2 separate regions of the Homo sapiens genome follow, and region 2 is linked to region 1. A link is an interaction called in ENCODE POLR2A ChIA-PET data of the cell type or tissue named here. Cell type or tissue: GM12878. All regions are shown on one strand.

The links. ChIA-PET counts read pairs that join two places held together with the same protein. Peaks named below come from ENCODE experiments on the same cell type or tissue, not always from the same donor. Only the 100,000 strongest peaks of a DNase experiment are listed, where the experiment ranks them.
Region 2: POLR2A ChIA-PET joins it to region 1 with 6 read pairs; 2 of 35 experiments call an interaction of 5 or more read pairs at or near these places.

The regions. Positions count from the first base shown.
Region 1 is chr5:173,537,589-173,540,088 of GRCh38, forward strand. No RefSeq gene overlaps it. Among named protein-coding and RNA genes, the nearest start is that of LINC02995, 41 kb to the right of the region's middle. In GM12878, no CTCF peak of the experiment used is centred here; a DNase peak (open chromatin) is centred at 1,223; H3K27ac peaks cover 845 bases.
Region 2 is chr5:173,313,768-173,316,267 of GRCh38, forward strand. STC2 (stanniocalcin 2) reads right to left here. Exons shown (of 4, transcript NM_003714.3): 4 at 956-2,500. Among named protein-coding and RNA genes, the nearest start is that of MIR12118, 11 kb to the left of the region's middle. In GM12878, no CTCF peak of the experiment used is centred here; no DNase peak of the experiment used is centred here; H3K27me3 peaks cover 196 bases.

The sequences.
Region 1 (2,500 bases):
CATAATGTTTTGAGGTTCATTCATATTGTAGCATGCATCAGTATTTCATTCCTTTTTTTTTTTTTTTTTTTGAGATAGAGTCTTACTCTGTCACCCAGTCTGGAGTGCAGTGGCGCAACCTCAGCTCACTGCAACCTCTACCTCCTGGGTTCAAGCAATTCTCCCACCTCAGCCTCCCGAGTAGCTGGGATTACAGGCGTGTGCCACCACACCCGGCTAATTTTTGTATTATAGTAGAGACGGGGTTTCACCATGTTGGCCGGGCTGGTCTCAAACTCCTGACCTCAAGTGATCCACCCACCTCAGACTCGCAAAGTGATGGGATTACACACGTGAGCCACTGCGCCCAGCCCTCATTCCTTTTTATAGTTTGTGTTGATGGATCAACTGGTTCAAAATGTGGGTCAGCAGAAGCTGGGAGCATCAAGGTCCTGCTAACATGTGACAGGCAGAAAACTCCTCCAGGTCTTTACAGAGTACACAACAGAGAGGCTCCCACCCAGAAAACCAGCGTGCCATAGATGGTCCAATATTACATTCCAGAGGTCTTGGGACCTGGGCACGAGCCGCTTCTCTCCTGAGATATTCTCCCGGAATAGACAGAGGTGTCAGTCAGCATGAAAATAACCTTGGCAGAGATCCCCACACCAGAAAGATAGCCACAAACATGTGTGTCAAGGCACATGGTTGTGGGGAGGGGGTTCTAAATTAAGCCTTGGGCTCTGTGTTCTATTGACTTGGGCCTGGTGGGGCCGACCAGTCCGTTCTGCCCCTTTGGGTGCACATCCCTGGTTTGGCAGATGCCAGGTGAGAAGGGTCTTGGGAAGGCCAAGGTGGAGGTGCTGCCAGGAGCTGTGGAATGACTTCCAGCACTCAAGCACTACATCCAGGCCAGAGACAAACCAAAGAGGGAAAGATAAAGGGAAGCAAATGAAGTTCAACTTCTTGAATGGAACTTAGAGAAGCAAATATAATGCCATTTTGGCACATGGAAAGGGTGCCATTAACATACTGACTGATTATTGAGATCAGAGATGATCAGAGGGATGACAGGGAACTGAGTTAGATGAAAATGATTGTAGAAACCACTGTGGGCTGAACCTAATTTTCCTCTGTGATGTAGCATGGTCTTCTTTTTAAATTTCATAATGATGTGAAATGGTGTTTTTGGCATTTGTGGGATGCCTAGGGCTAAGATGAACCTGAGAACTGGCCCCAGCTGTGTCGTCTCTGGTTATGTCAACTTGGGTGCATTTCCTCTCTGACTCTCAGTTTTCTCATCTGTAAAATGGAGATGATAGCATGGTTATCTTGGAGACCTACCATGTGGCTTGAAACTGACATAGCTGAGATGCCTGGCACTTGCAGGTGCTCCTTCAAGTGAAGCTTGATCTCTTCCTCCTTCTTTCTCTTCTAAATATCAAAGGAAAAATAGGCCTTTAGCTGAATACAATAAAGCATAGCTATCAGTGATGCAACGTTACCCCTAATGGTGGGCTGCAGTGAGAAAGCAAAGGAGTAAGACACAGTGAACACCTGTAATTGAGATGGCTTCAAGACTTCAAGTTGGAAAAGATAAAATAAATCCATAAATCATTCTACTATAAAGACACATGCACACGTATGTTTATTGCAGCACTATTTATAATAGCAAAGATGTGGAACCAACCCAAATACCCATCTATGATAGACTGGATAAAGAAAATGTGGCACATATACACCATGGAATACTGTGCAGCCATAAAAAAAGAATGAGTTCATGTCCTTTGCAGGGACATGGATGAAGCTGGAAGCCATCATTCTCAGCAAACTAACACAGGAACAGAAAACCAAACACCACATGTTCTCACTCATAAGTGGGAGTTGAACAATGAGAACACATGGACACAGGAAGGCGAACAACACACAACGGGGCCTGCCGGGGGGTGGGGGGCAAGGGTAGGGAGAGCATTAGGACAAATACCTAATGCATGCAGGGATTAAAACCTAAATGACAGGTTGATAGGTGCAGCAAATCACCATGGCACATGTATACCCATGTAACAAACCTGCACCTTCTGCACATGTATCCCAGAACTTAGAGTAAAATTAAAAAAATCCATGGGAGAAACAATTTCAGAATAACTCAAAACACTGCACAGTGTGAAGCAGGTACTCCCTCCTTTGGTCTCAGTTGGTGCCCTCTCCTCTGGATAGCCTCATCTGAAACCTGCGATGGGTGAAAGCCACTCCATCCCAGCAGGTTTCCCATCCTGGCACTGACACCACATCAAAATGATCTAATTGTGGTTCTGGGCCTCCTGCCTCCAACCTACTGTGAAGACTGCCTGGCACATAAACACTTCTTAAAATATGATAAGCTAGCATTTAATGAACACTTAATACATCAGACAGCCTGTACCAAGATCTCTGTATTTGCCTCTTTTTTTCATGACAAAAATGCTAAGGTGCAGGGCATATTATTATCCCTAATGTGTGGAGGAGAGAAGTGAGAGTCACA
Region 2 (2,500 bases), 220 kb before region 1:
ATCCACATGCAAAGAAAAATGAGGAGGCTCCACGATTCTCCTGCTTTCCTTATCGGAACCAAAATTTGAGTCTTTGCAGAGAGTAAAGGTGAGAGCATTAACTTTCCTTTCCATTTTGAAGCAGAACTCCTTGGAGGCCTGGAACTATAAATGTAAGAGTATAATTATTCTTTCCCCAAGCCTCGTGTAAAATAGGCATAACACTGATTGGTTTAACTTAAAAATAAATTTAAAGTGGAGATTCTAGGCCTGAAGTAGGGGAAGGTGTGTGGGCTTAGGAGTCCTGATCTGAGTTTGAGTTCAGACCCCACCCCACTCACTAGCCACACAGTTTGGGACAAGTCTGTACCTCAGTTTCTTCACCTGTAGAATGAGGATAATACCTATTATTTGTGGGATGTAATGAGGATGAAATAATGCATGCAAAATGCCTACTGTGGTGCCTGGAACATAGTAGGTACACCAACAGTGGCACAGATCACGTAAACCAGGGGCTCCAGCTCTGTTCTGCTGTCGTGAGCAAGAGCTGGGGAGGAGGCAGTGGGCTTCCCTCTATATGCCAGGCCACTCAGCTGTTAAGCTGGTGGTGTCTGCTGCAGGCTCAGTCTGAGAGAAGGGGTGGCCAAGCCACAGGGGAGACTCACAGGGGAGACTCAAAGGTGAGACCAGAGTGAGCCTTAAGGACCTGCCTAATGGGGTGTGGGGGTGGCACTTCCAGGCCAACTGCATGAAATTTATTCTCCTCCTTGTCTGGGTGACTCAGGCAGGGGCTTGGACAGGGTCCCTCTGACGGAGAAGCCTAGGGTAGTCCTCTTCATCTAACTTCCTTCCCTGTAGGCTGAACATCCACAGAAGCATAGGATTCTCTTGACGTAAAAGCCCACTTGCTCACAGCTGTCCCCCTGTGCACCGGACATCAATGACCCTCTCAGACAATGACGCTACTCAAGTGGAAGCCATTTATTTAAAACTTTTATTAACGCTTGAAGAAAAATAATGCAATGTGACAATGTACAGGTCCTGTTGCCTAAATCCGTAGTAGAAACAGATATTATCACTTAGCAAGCTCACGTGGTGCCAATTCTGAGATCAGACGGGGTTGTTCCTCCTTAGGAAGTGGCCACTGGAAGCATTGTTTTTCCATGCTATTTCCGTGAAGCCTTTTGCTTGGTTCGAGTTTAAATTTCTCCCTTTGTGTGAGTATGACTATAGTTCTGGCCTGGTGTTTTCTATTTATTTAGTTTTAGATGTCAGCATTTTACTATACTTGGTCCTCTCACTTCAGAATAACAGGGCTATTTATTGATACAAAGGAGAGGTGTTCAGATCATCTTGTTAAGATGCAGAGCTCAAAATAAACACTAAATCTTTATTTGGAGATCCACATCCTTCCTCAAAGGAAGGCTCATGAGTAAATTTGTATGCAGTATAAAGCCCAAGTAGAGGGTGTATTTTTAATGACTACTTTGCTTACATTTTAGATTGTGCAAATGTCTCAATCAATGCTTGCAGGAATGTGGACCTTCCTCAGTTTTAAGCAGAAGACCCTGAGCAATAAATACTGTTGCATGCTTCCAATAACGTGAGGGATGGGATAGAAATGCTATCTACCCGACTTCTGAGGAGAAAACAAAGCAGTGGCATGAAAAATATACAACAGAGATCAGTAAATGGGTTCAAATGAACACAGTAAACCATTTTATGCCTTAGGGGGAAAACACAGAGATAATAAATACAAATGACAAATATTTACAATAGAAGCAACGAATGGGATCAGTAGGCGAACACATAAAACATTTACACGGAGGAAAATGGAAATGTGATGCCTTTCACACATCCAGTCCAGGAGCTGGCGGACAAATGAACAGCTGACTCAGCAACGCAGGAGAATGTTATTGCTTTAGCTTTTGAGTGATGTCAGTAAAACAGTCAACGTGCCTGCCGCGGTGGCTCACTGCAGGAGACAGCCACGGTTTACACTCGTTCCCATGGCAGAGCCTGACACACAGGTCCTCCTCCCCCCAAGGGCAGAGCTGGATTAAGTGCACCAGCTCTTCTGTTCTCTGCAGCCCCAGATCTTGCTGGGTGCCCAGGGAGCCCGGTGGCGGGGGCTGGAGGTGGGGTTTCCTCCCTTCCCCCAACCAATGATTCCCCTCCCCACCCAACCGCCGGCATGGATCATGAAAGACTGGGATTGGATTTGGGGCATAGAAATACTAGCTGTGTTTTGGTTGAAGGCATTCCCCAGGAACAAGTCATTTTAGAGCAGATACGCTTGGTTTCTTGGTGTCTGGCCTCAGGTTGCCTTGAGGAAGAGCTGATGAGTTGACGGATAAGGATGCATATGCTTTTTGACCCACTCACTAGAACAGAGATCAGTAAACTGTGTCCTGTGAGTGAAATTCAGCTGGGAGCCTGTTAAATAAATCTTCCTGGAAGGGAGCCAAGCCCTCTCGTTTGTGTGTTGTCTATGGCTGCTTTTGTGCTAGGACGGCAGAGT